Linked DNA regions of Homo sapiens: region 2 is linked to region 1. The links are chromatin loops, found by intact Hi-C in ENCODE. Cell type or tissue: PC-9. All regions are shown on one strand.

What was found. Peaks named below come from ENCODE experiments on the same cell type or tissue, not always from the same donor. Only the 100,000 strongest peaks of a DNase experiment are listed, where the experiment ranks them.
Region 2: it touches region 1 in a loop (12-fold over the local background); 3 of 110 quality-filtered maps call a loop at or near these places.

Annotation. Positions count from the first base shown.
Region 1 is chrX:13,220,339-13,228,338 of GRCh38, reverse strand. No RefSeq gene overlaps it. Among named protein-coding and RNA genes, the nearest start is that of LINC02154, 79 kb to the left of the region's middle. In PC-9, no CTCF peak of the experiment used is centred here; a DNase peak (open chromatin) is centred at 3,998; H3K27ac peaks cover 2,559 bases.
Region 2 is chrX:13,025,907-13,033,906 of GRCh38, reverse strand. No RefSeq gene overlaps it. Among named protein-coding and RNA genes, the nearest start is that of FAM9C, 15 kb to the left of the region's middle. RefSeq lists an enhancer at 3,598-3,817. In PC-9, no CTCF peak of the experiment used is centred here; DNase peaks (open chromatin) are centred at 3,976, 4,396 and 4,776; H3K4me3 peaks cover 2,243 bases; H3K27ac peaks cover 5,797 bases.

The sequences.
Region 1 (8,000 bases):
CAATCTTGACTCACTGCAAGCTCCGCCTCCTGGGTTCACGCCATTCTCCTGCCTCAGCCTCCCGAGTAGCTGGGATTACAGGCGCCCGCCATCACGCCTGGCTCTGTTTTGTATTTTTTAAGTAGAGACGGGGTTTCACCATGTTAGCCAGGATGGTCTCGATCTCCTGACCTCGTGATCCGCTCACCTCGGCCTCCCAATGTGCTGAGATTACAGGCGTGAACCACTGCGCCCAGCAGGAACACTTTTTCTGATAATAAAAAGCAGTGTATGTTCATTGTAGAACGTGGAAAAATATAGAAAAGTATAAAGAAACGTGCAAAAGAAAGAAAACCCTTTTCCATTCCTCTAGGGCTACTTGCATTTTTTTCTTTTTACTATATTTTCTATGCATGTGCATGGATATAAGATATATGTTCCTACATATATCTTCAGATATATTGTTATTTTAGCAGCTGTCACTCAGAAAGAAAGCTGTCATTGTTAAGAAAAATCTTGGATTAATTAAAATGAAGTTATTATTTTTGCAGGTCAAAGATGATCAAATATCAGCGTTTTCATATGGTTGAAAAATGAGTCATTATCTATAAGAATACTTAAAAACAAAGAAAGAGCTAAATTTTATAACAAAACTTGACCAGCAAATTTGGGGCTGGAAAAGAACAGAAGGTGAAGAGGGAGAAAATGCCAGGTCAAAATGGCAGCCAAGTCGGGCTTGTGGAAACCATTCCCCCAAGAGAAATTGCCCGGTGCAGGGAAGCTCTTAAAATATTTAGGAAGATGGCATGTTTTACCTCAATTTTAAGTAATTAACGTGATTACAATATCCCTTTTTCTAATCTTTCCAAACTTTCAGAGAAGTCATCTATATACACAATAGCCGTGCGTGAGAAGACCTTGAGGGGAAAAAAAAACAGTGCCTGGGTTGGATGAGAAAAGCAGAGATAAGAGATCAGCCATAGATGGGGAGACGGGAGTTGTGATGAAGCAAGAATGCAGGGCCAGAAGTGGCCTGGAGCACTCGAGTTCCCAGGAACTTGCAGAAATGTCCACAAGGATACTGGGTTTCACATAGAATAGGAGATGGGTTGACTGACCACATCTGTCTCCAGGTGGTCTTGGCTGGAACATGTGGGCACACTCACACAAACACATACATATACGAAGACTGTAAGCTTTATGAAGGCAGGAATGGTTTCAAATGTAAACACTATTGAATCCCTGTATTGGTTTGCTAGGGCTACATAACAAGTTACCACAATCTGGGTGGCTTAAACAACAGAAATTTATTATCTCACAGTTCTGAAGGCCAGAAGTCTGAGATCAAGTTAAAAGGATACCAGTTATATTGGATGAGGGGCCCACTCTACTCCAGTAGGACCTCATCTTAACAAATGATATCTGCAATGACCCTGTTTCCAAATAAGGTCACATTCTGAGGTAGCGGGGGTAAGGACTTCAATATACAAATTTTGGGGTGACACAATTCAACCCATATCAACCCCCTTGGACATGACAATTCCTGGCACATAGTAGACTCTCAACAAATATTTGTTCAATGAATAAATGATACATATAAATATTTATTAATGTAGTTAAGATCAGTTCACCTGGGTTTTCTGGCTCATTTTCAGTAGACCATAAAAACAAAATACAGTTACAGAAAGTGAGGAGGCAGAGATGTCAGCTGAAGAGAGAAGCTGGCTTCTAGATCAAGTGATTATATATACCTAGCCATGTTCCAAAGTACTGTCTAACTAGGATAGGGCACCCATAATTGAGTACTTTCTCAGGATGATCCAAGCTAACCAAACATACAGTAGACTGGTTCATACAGCAGAATCTCAACTTTTTCATTTAACACTGAGAACTACTCCTGCCAAGTAGATCACAGTCCTCATGTCAGCTGTTACCACAATGTACTCCCTGGAAGTGCAAGAAGGAAAAGCAAGGAGAGTCATCTGGAACTAATAACCAGTGCCATTGATGTTTCCACTTTCTCTATAGGGATGAGTTTGCCAAGGGCCCAAAGATACCTGCCCCTACTGGTTAGTGTTAAAGACATAATGACTTTCTCCCCCTTTAGGCTCCCTTTTGCTAAGTTCTGTTATAAAAATACCTGCCCAGAGCAAGTAACTTTCAATGTGTTTGGGCCCCCATGTTTTCCTGACCCCGCACCTGGTCCCTGAATTGAAATACGTATGTTTCTCAACTTCTTAGTCATCAATTTCCAAACCATTGCTTTAGGTTGGTTATTTCTATGGTCAGTTATATTGAATTCATGCTGAGTGATTATCTTATTATCAGGTACGGAGAGCATCTGACTGTCATGCCACATAAGACTACAGAGAATGTCTTGTTGGTGGTTGTGACAACAAGGAGCTTGGGCTAAATGAAGGGTGGTCCATTTGAATGTGTGATGCATCATGGATTCAATCTACATGGGGATTCATTCATGTCTCAGGCAACTATCAAATAAATTCCGTACTCAATTCTGCCCAATTACTCAGAGAAATGTGACCCAATAAGTCCAGTTAGGATTTATTGATTGTTTACTATGTGCCCAGGAAGTAGCAACCCTGGTGAATAAAATGTTTCAGGAGGCACTCTCTCCTTTCAAGTACTGTCACAGGTTGCCTCTCCAGGAAGTAGACTTTGAGCTAGAGATTATTACAAGGGCATTTGTTGGGATCAATACCTGTGAATGTTTAGGGACAGAAGCAGGACTAGGCAGAGAGAGAAGTCAACCTGCAACCCAAGCACAATAATAGCCTCCACTGACACCACAGGGCTTTGGAGTTGGAAGGGCCCTTCAAAGTTACGCTAGGTTGGAGAGATGGCCAGGCCTCTATATCCCTGCATTAATCTGTCATTGAATGTGGGTCACCTCAAGAAGGAACTTGACCTTGGGTGAGAGGGCTGGACTCTACAGATGAATAGTCCCTGAAGCTCATCTCCCATTACCCCTTCCTATAGCTGGGGATAGCAAGTTCTTCATTAAATGGTTTTATGGGTTGAATTGTGTCTTCAAAAAGATAATCTAAAAGCACTGAAGTTATAACCTGTGAATGCGACTTTATTTGGAAATAGTGTCTCTATAGATGTAATCGAGTTAAGATGAAGTCATTAGAGTAAGCCCTAACCTGATATGACTGGTGTCCCCCACAAAAAGAAGAAAATGCCATGTGAAGACAGGGACACATGGGGAGGAGGTGGTCATGTGAAGGCAGAGGTAGAGACTGGAGTGATAGGGCTGTGAACCAATAAATGCCAACAATTGATGGCCACCACTAGACGCTATGTAGAGGCACAAAAGGATTCTACCCAGAGTATTAGAGGGAGCATGGCTCTGAGGACACCTTGACTTCAGATGTCTATCCTCGAGAACTGTGAGAGAATAAATTTGTGTTGTCCTAAGCCACCTAGTCTGTGGTACTTTGTTACAGCTGCCTTAGGAGACTAAGAAGGGGGTTCTAGGTGGCAGATGACAAGAATAATCCCTCAGGATGAAGTCAGTTTATAAATGAAATATTCAGCTGTAGAAATAACTTCCTGAAAGTAACAGTTCGTAAGTGGATTTGGGGAGCTAACGATCTGATTGAAACTATATGACTTTTATATATAAAATGGAAATGGATGGTACAGAATTACTATGTGCAGGGTACTGGCTGGATGAAGAACTTTATAGGATTGGCTTCACCTAGCCCGATGGAGTTGGTGTTATTATCCACATCTCATAAATGAGAAAACTGACGACCGAGGTTCAGTCATTCATCAACAACTAGAGAGTAGAGCAGCAACTGGGTGCAAACCTGAGTTTATACTTCCCCTGAAGCCAGTGCCCTTGGCCACTGGGTGACTCTGGAGGTGCAGTAGCACCAGAACAATAAGTCTGTAATAACCACTGTGGGATGTATGGGGAAGGAGAGCTGACAAAGGATCCTGGGTGAGGAAATGCATCCGGAACAAAGCAAACTTATTTCCATTACTGGAACATAGCCCAGAATACAGGTCATATGGATGGTTGGTTGGTGAGATCATTTCCAGTGCTTTTTGTGACACTGTTTTTTCCCCAGAGCTATATTAACACCATCCACTTGAAAAAAAAAAAAAAAAAAGTAGCATTCCTATTTCAATCTGGTAGGAACAAAGAACTCCTATGACAATGGAAGTAAGAAAGATGAGAGAAGAAGAGAACAAATCAGGGTCTCATTTGTATAACTGCTTCTACCTTAGCCCCAATTGTCCCATGCCAGATGACAGTGTGGTTTCCATACTCGGATGTCATTAAACATACTGAAACCAATTTTGGTGCCAAATTACAACCACAAGCCAAAATACCTGTAAAAAAAAAAAAAAACAAAAAACAAAAAAAACACTTTTCATATTCTGATTCAGGTCAACATCAACTAGACACTATTTTGTTAAATTTCCATTTAAACAAAGAAGTGACCATTTCTGATGAACTGAAAACTGACGTAACCCTCCAGAATTGAGAGCTGGAAGGAATACTGTTTTTAATTAACTCAATTCAATTTATCTCAATGCCACACTTTTATTTTTACTGTTTTCTATGTGCTAAGACTTATTTACTATGAATGCAGACATAATGTAAAAAGTTTCTACTCTAAAGAATCTCACAATCTAGTGGAGAAATTAATAATTATTACTAAACCTGAAAGGAACTGTTATTGAGGTTACTTATAAGGTGTGATAGAAACACCAAGGAAGAACACTCAATAGCACGGAGTAAGTAGAGGCAGTAGGATAGAGGACTTTCCCAGTGGAGGGAACTCTAGAAGTGAGCCTTGGAGAAAGGGCAGAAATTATCCCAGAGGGCAAAGAAAGAGAAATGGGCATTCTTAAGGATTATGATATAAAAAGTTGAGAGAGAGAAAGAGAAGAAGAGAAGGAAAGGAGAGGAGAGAAGAAAGGAGAGAAGAGAAGAGAATGCTCTGGCCATTGCAAGAAACACTAAGTAGCTCAAGTTTAGCAAAGTATGCATGGTGGAGGTTGGGAGATCATGGAAGAGGAGAGAAAGGCAGTGTTTTGCATGCCATGCCAAAAGGTTTGGACTTCACACTGAAGGCAAAGGAAAGCTACCGATCTGCATTTTAGAAGAATTATCATGCAGTAGGGTGAAAAGTAAGTTGGAAGTGGGAAGAGGCTGGAGGCTGAGAGATGCCTTAGAAAGTTCTTGAAGTAAAGTCAAGAATCTGGAGGTCCTGGACCAAGACAACTTTATGAGAGAAGGAAAGAGGATGCTTTGAGAAAACAAACAAACACAAAGTCAATATTTTAGGGACTGATTATAGTTGAGAGAGGAGTGGGGAGGGACATGGATAAAGAATCAAGAATGATAAAAAGATGGACAGCTTAAAAATGAGATGGCTTTTGACGCAGTTAACCAGCATGAGGAAGCCAGTGACGGTTTGGGGGTAAAGGGTGAAGAAGTAAATTCAATTTTTAATAAGTTCGGCTTGCAGTGCCCCTAGGAATCATCAGAGGACATGTGCCCCTATCCCAGGGAGAATCTGATTTCTTGTGTCCCTGATGTGAATTAACCTGCAGGTAAAAGACTACTGCCCAGAGAGGTGACAAGCTGGAGTCACAAAAGCTACAGAAGTAAAGATTTTAAGAAGAAAACAGTGATTGACCCTGGCATACCTTACAAAGTGGTTATGTCAGAGAAAAGACCATTGGATTGCAAATAGGACAGTATTCAATGACCTTACCAAACCCAGTTTCAGTGCAATGGAAGGGGCAGAACTAGACTCTAGAGGTTGTGGAAAGAAAGGGGGATCCTACAGCCAATCCATGCTGTTAATATCTACACCACAACAGAAAATCTAGGCTAGAATGCATGTAGAAGTAATTACAAACACACTGATTTATTTATTTATTCCTTCATTCAAATATTTATGGCATGCCTATTTTGTACTTGCCAATGACAAAAGAGACATGTAAAAATCATAGTTGAGAGCAGGGGAGTAGGCAATAAACAAAGAAACTTATAACCTGACGTTTGGTGATAGCAAGAGCAACAAAGTCGATTTTGCCTAGTGTAAATACGGAAGAAGGGCTACTGCAGCATTGACAGAGATGGCAAACACATGGGAAGTCAAGGTTTAGAGAAAAAAAGAGGCCGGAAGCAGTGGCTCATGCCTGTAATCCCGGCACTTTGGGAGGCTGAGGCAGGAGAATCACTTGAGCCCAGGAGTTTGAGACCCGCCTGGGCAATACAGTGAAACCCTGTTTCCACAAACAATTTTTTAAAAATTGGCTGGATGTGGTAGCGCATGCCTGTGGTCCCAGCTACACAGGAGGCTAAGATGGTAGGATTGCTTGAGCCAGGGAGGTCGAAGCTGCAGTGAGCTGTGATTGTACCACTGCACTTCAGCCTGGGTAACAGAGCAAGACCCTGTCTCAAAAATAAAATAAAAAAGAAAAGCAACAAGCCAGTAGGGCTCATTTGTTTATTTATTCATCATACTACAACTAACAATATAGGGAAACATTTACAGACTGCTTACATCAGTGTATTCAATTAACAGGATGAAAAAAATAATTTAGGAAAGAATCAAAGAAGGAAAATAACATTAAAAAGTAAGACAAAGCATAGGGGTAAATTTGGTGTGCAAACCATTTCCCTACGTGCTTGCTAGAAGAGGGCAGAAAGTTTGTCTCTAAGCTTTTCTGTGGCAAAGACAGAAGCAAAACAATAAAAACAACAACAATGTTAACAACAGCAATAGTAGTAACCATATTAACCTTTTCATGCGTGCCAAGCACTGTTCTAAGTTCTTTAACCCTTACAACTCCAGGAGATAGAGTTTTTTTGTTCGTGTGTGTGTGTGTTTTGTTTCATTTTACAAATGAGGAAATCAATCACAGATAAATTTGGTCAGTGTGGCAGATGGATTATTGTTATTAATTCTTCTCTCCCTCCCTTTGCCGTGTGACCTAGCATTGCAATAGTACAGAGTGCGTCCCCACCCCTTGACTTTGGGCTTAGCCAGTGGAAACTCTGCAAACTTGACTGGAACTTTAAAGCTGAAGAGGCACAGGTGTGTGATTGGGCATGACATCTTATGCTCCTGTGATTCACCGTGAGGAGAATATACCCTGAGTAGCTGCTGGTCCAGAGAGAGTGAGGAAACACATGAAGCAGGCCTAAAACCAATGTGCAGCCTGGAGGCAAGCTCTCCTAATCCTGGATGATTCCAGCCAAACCACAGCTGACCCATAGACCTGTGCGTGGAAACATGACTATAAGCTCCTGAGAACTGGAGATCGTTTGTTAAACAGCAATGACTAATTAACACTTTCAGTTTCAATGCACCCCTAACCTGGAGTCCCTGAATATCCGTAGTAAGCAATGGATTTTACATTCCTTAGGTGGTCTCATGAATATTCATTCTTACCACCAAGCTTTTCGTAAGGATTGTGCAGTTATTAGAATTCAGTAAGTAGTCTTCATTGTGCCTTTTATAAGCAACATAAATCAGGTTCAAACAATTCATTTCCCGTGGTTGAAGATAGGAATAAAACAAATTGCTTATATCTATCACAATATATGTACGAGAAAGAGGAAAATTTTTAATCCAGTTATACAAAAATTTTAAATCAAAAGCAGGTGACCCAGAAAGAAAACAAGAAGGGAAAAACTTGCTTTAGTCATGCCTTTTGCCTAGAGTCTACCTAGCTTCCTACTCCTGGGCTTAGGATTTTTCATGAAGGCTGGTAGAAGCATGGGGCTCAAACCAGTTCTAGCTGATGCCAAAATATTACAGAGAAAAAGGCAGCAGGAAGCAAACAGAAGACAAGAAAGAGAAAAAAAATCAGGTTTCTCTCAAGCCTCTCAGATTAATCATTAACACCAGTATTTTATCCTTTGGCCATTATAAAAGTTAATTTTAATCAGAGTTAGTTATCCTAATTTCCAAATCATTTTCCATGTTTCCATTATTCTCTATGTCTTTTAAGGTATTTTAAGATGG
Region 2 (8,000 bases), 190 kb after region 1:
GTTAGTGCTTTTAAATTCTAGATTGAAGCACATATTTTCTTTTGTTCCATAATAAACGCCCCCTTTGAAGAATGGCTGATATCAAGAGCATCATGTCTCGTAATACTGTCTCACTCAACAGCTGAATGTTGAAATGTACACTCACAAAACACTAAATATATCCTTAGAACAATGATGTACTGAACAAAATTCAGAGTTCAAACGCAAAGACAGCTCCCAAGAAAGTTTTCCCACAGACCAGTGGCAAGTCCTTTCCTTCAGCAACTGAAACCCAGGAGATACAGAGTCTCTTGCCTCTGCCTCTTGGAGAGGGTTTCTTTTGATACCAGAGGGAAAGGGCCATCTCATCTCCCTGATGTTAGTTAAAATTTCATCTTGGATTGATGGGTTAATATCTTTGTAAAGATATCTAAATTAAGGTGATCCAGTCAAATCAGAAATACTTGACTCACTCCTTAGGAGGAGCTTAACTCTGCCCTGAATTTCTGTGCACACACCTCATTTATTGCACTCACAGTACATAAGCTCTGAGATGTAAAATTGAACCAGAACCAGACAGCGCATTGCATTCTTATCCAAGTGAATCAGGGCTCTCTCAGCGCTGCTCACCCAAAACACATTGAAATCAATTCTTTTTATTCTTATTTATTTGTAAAACAGACAGTGATGATGGTATCTGTGTCAGAGGGTTACTGTGAGTGTCAGAGGAAACAATGATGGTGAGAAGGTTAGACACATGGTACATGTTGAATAAATGTTAGCTATTAGTTATCAATATCTTCATGATTTTTATTGATATGTAATAGTTGTAAATACATATGGGGTACATGTGATATTTTGATTCATGAATATGTAAAGATCATATCAGGGTAGTTGGGATATTCATCATCTCAAACTTTTATCATTTTTTGTGCCGAGAACATTGCAAATCTCATCTAGGTATTTTGAAATACAGGATAACTGTAGTTACTCGAGTGTGCTATTGAACACTAGAGCTTATTTCTTCTCTCTAACTGTATGTTTATACCCATTGTCCAGCATTTCTTTTTCCCTGACATCCCTCCTACCATTTCCAGCCTCTGGTAACCACCATTCTACTCACTACCTCCCTGAGATCAATTGTGTCCAGGAACGAATAGCAAGTAAGTGGTAAAGATGGACTAGTTGATAGTTAATAACCATGACTGGCCTATTCTTTGTCTGCTGTACTTTCTTTCCTCTATGTGTGGCAAGTGCCTGCTGCTTACTCTTTTAAGACTTGTGTCAAAGACCACCTAATTCTTTACCTTTTCTGGAATCTGTTAGTTCTCAAACAAAATTGTGTCCCTTTTCCTCTCTTTTAGTGGTTGTGTACCTCTCAAACCCCATATTGTGGCTGTTATTTACTTAACTGTTACCCTTGAGAGTAAAAATTTTATCATAGTCCCAGTCTTATTTTTGGAACCTGGTGTGTTCCCACCCATACAAGAGGTGCACAATACACATGTACTAAATAAATGAATGATCGGTCATTTGAAAGAACACTGAATACACAGCAATTCTCCAATCTCTGTGTTTATGCAAACACAAGAATTAATTTTATTTGCCTAATTCAAACATTACCTTTAAATTTATTCAAAATTCCCATTTTCCATGAATTAACCAGACATCCTTTGTTGGTACATTTTCACTAATTAACCAGTTAAATATATTTTGCCTTATATCACTTTAAAAGAGCATATGGAACAAAATCAGACAGCTTAGGTAGTTATGTCTCTTGAGCTCACTATTTTAAGGAGTGAAGTTCACCCTGCCACTTGCCTACCTGTCTCAGTACTCATACGCTTGCATCGATGTCCTGCTAATGTACATTAAATCAGATATCCATACCTGCTTTGAAGTGTGCCCTAGTCAACAAACAGGTCACTTGGTTATCATTATCTTCCATCCAGGATCAAGATAAAATAAGTGCCAGAGAAAGATGTCTTACAGAGATTCTCTCAATGTATTAGTTACACATAAACAAATTAGTTACTGGAGCACACATTCCTATCTTTTAGAAAGAGAAGACCTGTTAATAGTTGAGAGCGAAGAAAATCAATTCTTGTTGAACCAATAAATGTCCCTTCTGGATAGTTTACGTTGCCATTAAAGCATAAAGTTGCCATTTTAATCTGTCAGCTGCTTATTTCTTGCATGAGCTATTCTGGCTTTCTAAATCATATCTTTTGGCCAGGCACAGGGGCTTATGCCTGTAATCCCAGCACTTTGGGAGGCCAAGGCGGGCGGATCACTTGAGGTCAGGAGTTTGAGACCAGCCTGGCCAACATGGTGAAACCCTGTCTCTACCCAGAATATAAAAAATTAGCTGGGTGTGGTGACACACGCCTGTAATCCCAGCTACTGGGGAGGCTGAGGCAGGAGAATCACTTGAACCCGGGAGGCGGAGGTTGCAGTGAACCGAGATTGTGCCACTGCACTCCAGCCTGGCGACAGAGTGAGACTCCGTCTCAACAAAATAAATAAAAATAAATCATATTTTTGGTCATTTGCCAAGTGCTTGGCTGTTGGGTACACACGGAATAAATTATCCAGTAAAAAACATCTCAGATCTTTCCAGCTATTTTTGATCAGGTACACCTGTAAATCTTAAAAAGCCTGTAAAGAAATACCTAAATAATACATTGGATATAAGACATAGGACAATAGTAACTGAAGGAAATTGCAATCGTTAGGGGGGAAAATCCTTAAAGGCTTAAAATTCTACTAGGTGGTAACCACTGTTTATACACACATGCATTTCCCTCTTCATATTTGGGAAACTGATGGTCGTGTTTCCTTTTTAGGGTGGAAGAAAAAATTCTCCATTAAGAGAAGGGAAGGAAAATATAGGAAAAAGAACCATTCTTTGAAGGCACCTGTTGTCCAAATCATAAGGAAGAGCTTGTAGTTCTGAGTTGCACAAAGGTGCTTTAGTTGTTTTTCTGTAGGATACTAGAGGAGGTCAAATGTTATGTGATAGCTGTGTCCTCAGACCCAGTGTAGGAGATGGGTAAAAAATGTTGATTGGATAAATGTGTTACTTTGCTAGTTCATACCTCTCTGAACCTGTCTTGAAGCCGCTGTGGGGAAAATGTCTCCATCTTTTCTTTGTTCTGTCGCCATTCAATCTATTCATCTACTGCTTGAGAATGTTTTTGCAATAACAAATCTTTGAGGTTTGGAAACCAGCTGTGATTAGTTTAAGAACTCTTGGTCCCACCCAATTTCAGCCTGTGCTGGGGTGTCTATTTCCTTTGTAAATTAAGGCTGCCTCCCGCTCTGGGAGCTGACTGGTTGTGCCCTGTGTTTCACTGGAGCCCCTGTCTGTTCTTTGGCTCACCTTCCCCCGCCCTTCCTTATTTGTAAAGCCCTGAAGGAGGCAAGTTTCCTTTGAATGTCATTAACACTTTGTAATTAGCTAGGAAGCCAAGGAGAATACCAAATGTCCCTTTCCCACCATGGGGCAAACTGTTTTGTTTTCTCTTCTGAACCCCAAGCAGGAACTGGCTAAGATATGATGGCCCCTCTACACGAAGAGTGACTGATTTCATTGGGAAGTGAAATTTGCATGACACCATCAGAAGCTCTTGACCCGTCAGACTCAGAACTCAGCAAGCTTTTCTTTCCCATTAATCCATGGTTAATGCCTTTGTGCTGCATAGTTTATTCAGTCCACAGCTCCCTCCTCAAACATAAACCACTAAAGGACCATGGATTCACAGGAATGACAATAAGACTACTGAGAGGCAGAGAGCGGAAAGCCCCGGGGCTTTGGTGTCAGGCAGACCCAGGTTCAGGAGGAAGCAGGGATAACATATACTTTTTTTTTTAAGTCAGGTTGTGAGGTATAATTTACATATAGTAAATTTCCCCCTAAGGCGTGGCATTTGGAATTGCACTTCTTTATAATCCATGGAGGAAATTGCACTGAGTTCAGAGCCAGGAAACATGGATCTTGCTCCCATCCCCCCAGCCATTGTCAATGAATAGTTCTGAACTCTGCATCATCTGTAAAATATGTGAGTTGAACTAGGTGACAGTGAGGTCCCCTCTGCATTATAAGAAGTCTGTTGTTTTATATTTTAAATGAATGAAACAAACAAAATAACTTGTCTTCCCAAAAGATATTCAAGAATCTCATGATTGAAGTTCACTGTTGAAATAACTTAAGTTTCTTGTACAGTTCAGACTTTTATTTTTACAGTTGCTGCTGGAAGAATTTCTAAGCATGTTGGGATAAACAGTTCCCACCCGCTGATCCTAAACTAACCAGTGTCCCTTGCTCCCCACCCCGGGTCACCCTAGTCCTCCAGTCGGCTGAGGCAGTGGGAACAGGAAATCAAGTCTCTCAGAAAGTTCAGGCTGCCTTGAATGGCTGCCAGATCACCCTGGAGGAGAAGCTCCGGAGGCAGGCGGGGAAGCCTCCCCTCCTCTGGTTACAGAAACTCTCTCCTTACACTCCTCTCTTAAATCTACCTAAACTTAAATGCAAAAACATTTCTGCAGAGAAGAAAGTGCCCAACATTCTCTGGTTATGGATTGGGGGCCCTGTTTTATCAGTTTTTGAGCAAGGTATTTTGGCTTGATTGAACTTTCAGATTGCTCTAGCCTTGTCTCTCCTCCCCCAAACCAAACAAATGAGTGCTTGGAATGAGTGAAGCACATACATTCCTGGATCCAGATTGATATCTGGAACTGGAATGTGACATTTACCAGTGTAATGTGCTGAGATTTAAGTTTGTGGAGAGTATTCTTCCCAGGTAAACCTCTGTGGCCTCACTCCTGCAGTTGGGGGAGAAGAATGTGGCAGCCACTTTCTGGCCTTTCTCCTGCAGGTGAGCACAAAAGCTTAAGACATACACACCTGCAGGGGATGTAGGGGAGTGTTCAGTGGAAGGATGACCTCATTCCCTAATACCTGACCATTCATGGCAGCCTCCGTTTCTTTGAAGTCCTGTTGGAAGTTGATTTCCATGGGGCTTTTATAAGTGTGACTGAGAAAACCATGCCAAAGTCTACACTCAGTCCAATTTGCAGGAGCTGTTTGGAATCCGGGCTGCATTGTTAGGATGATGCCTGTTGGCTCTTCAGCCTGTTCTATTATGTCTAAATCACATGTGTTGGCTTCTAACATACTAATAATTTTTGCTTTTATTGTGTTTGCCACATGTCTCCTCTCATTAGAATGTGAGGGATGCATGTCTCTTTTCTTTATTATTGTATCCCCAGTGCCTAGCACCGTGCCTGGGACCTAGTAAGGGCTTAATTGATATTTGCTGAATGACTTAATGAACAAATGAATGAATGACCCCCAATAGAATCCTCTCGAAGAGATGTTCATTTTTGAACCAAATCCTTGAATAAATTCATATAAATATTTAGTGAGTCTATGATGTGAGTTAAACAAAAAGTACAGAATAAAGAAATAGGATAAGAATGTGTCAACTGACTAATCTCTCCAGGGAAGTAATAACTGAGCACCAAAAAATAAGCTACATGAAACACCACTACTCAGGAATAAAAATAAATGAAATATTGACACTTAAGACAACATGATGACTCTTAAAATTATTATGCTGCATGAAAGAGGCTAGACTCAAAAGATCTGCTGGGTGATTTCATTTATATAAAATTGAGTCTATAAAATATAATCTATAGTCACAGAAAGTAGATCAGTAGTTGCCCGGGTACTGGGAGCGGAGAGGGAGGGATTACCAAGAGGCATGAGGAAGTTTTAGGGATGATAGATAAGTTGATCATCCTGATTGTGGCGACAGTTTTACAGATGTGTGTATACATCAAAACTCACCATATTGCACATTTTAAACAGGTGCAGTTTATTGTTTGTCAGTGATGCCTCAATAAAGCTGAAGACTGCAAAAACAGTACATTTTAATGCATCAATCAAGAACTACCCTTTGAGTGCCCAACAGGCAGTCAAACTATTTTGATTCTCGCTTTCCTTTTCTGTACCTCATCAGTATCTCAGCAGAATTAATTAAGTAGGCACTCAATGAACTGGTGTTATGAAGTGCATTTATGCTTGTTGTGATACATCTTAAGTTTTTATTTCAGAAGCAAAAGTACCATCACCATGATCCATAGACCTTTTGCGTTATAACCAACTTCTCTATCTCTATTTTCCCTAGGATAATTGCTTTGCATTGTTTTATTATTTATTCTACAAGCATTTATTGTACTTTATGTTTATGAATTATTTTTCAATTTCCTCTGATCTCTTTCAAATTCTGATACTGTCTTGCAAGATGCTAAGTACTCAACTCCCACCCTTCCAACTCCTATCCTCTTCTCTTAATAAGCTTAATATCTAGCAAGCAGGTTTTCTCTCCCAACATATAAGTCACTGGTAAAATGATGAAGAACACCAGACCCATGAAGGAAGATGAGGGGGAATTTCCAAGGCTGTTTACTAAGAAAGCAAACCTCTGTCATTGAGATCCTGTAGGTTTGCCCCAAGTAGGGGTTACAATCTAAAAAGAGTGTCAGTTTCCACTGGCTTTCCTCTTGTTTTCCACCTAACTAATGAACTCGCTTCAGCTCAGGGTGAAGGGATATACCAGAAGCAGGACGAAGTGCTTAAAGTGAGAAGATACATGAAATGTTAATCTTCGCTTGACATAAACCCATCTCATTTTTCTACTTGGCATTCTGTGTAGGCTTCACCTTTTCTCCAGATGGTGCAGTCAATTGTGTTTGGGCCATTCTCACATGCATTGTGGTTTCCTAGTTCACACTCGTGGTTGTTTCATGACCTGATATGCCAGTGAACTATCTTCCTTTTAAGATATAGTTGGGCCACATTTTCATTGCCCCTACATCCTTACTTTTTAAATATTGTATGTGAAATCATCTCCCTCTAGTGAGCCTAGCGAAGCCATGACTATTTAAGGAGACAGCATAAGCTCTACACTATAGAGTCGTAGGTTTGAGTCCCGGCCTTGAAATCTTCTAGACGTCAGGATTGCTGATGATCTCACAGCCAGTTTTTCTATCTGCAAATCAGGGCTGATAATACCAACCTGCATTTCTTAAAACGTAGAATTTTATTGATGCTAACTCATATTTTTTATCTTATTTTTAAAATGAATGTCTTTCCTGTGGACCAACCCATATTTTATACAAACATCAAGAATAAGCCATGTCCAATGCTGAGGAATGGCTGAGCAGAGGGTTCCACTCAGTCTCACTGGTAGAATGAGTTTAGTTGCTTGCCTTTGGGAAGATCCTAACTTCTTAATTTCAGCGGTAGTTTTATTTGTGCTTTTGGTTTTGGGTTTTTCTTTCTTTCTTTCCTCTTCCACTTGGATGTGTTACCAAGCCTAAAGGGTCTTGTTGGAGAGAGAAGTAAATCTCAGATGTTGTACTGCTATTGATCTAATTACACAGAAGAACTCTGGGGTCTGTTAGGCATTTTATTAATTGTATTTAATCTAAGACAATGGGGAAGTCTGGTGGTTTCCTTGGAAATACCCAAGTTCAGATATTTAGGTCATTGATTTTCTGCAGCTTTCTTACAGGAAATTAAACATGTGTCCAAGTGATTGAAGTCATGTATTCAAGTCAGCTTTTGCATCCCTCCAATCACTAACTAATAACCTAACTGGTACTTTATGGTTGTCAACCACTAACTAATAACCTAACTAGAACTTTATGATTGTAAGTACTGCAGTCCAGGTTGAATTGGCTTTGTAGATAAAATGGCTTTCTATGTTTATTCCTACAAAGATCTTTCTCTCTCTCTCTCTCTCTCTCTCTCTCTCTCTCTCTCTCATATTTTTATAGAATGGTGTACAACTATGATCTGCTGAAGATAGCAAGAGTGACTCTTATTATCTCCTGTACTATGATCTGTGCATCTTTTCATTGTTGAGAAGAAAATTCTTAAGCCACAGTGAGAGGGTGGAACAAGCTCCATTTCCTGACAATCCATACTCTCTCCTAATTGTGGCTAGACAAGG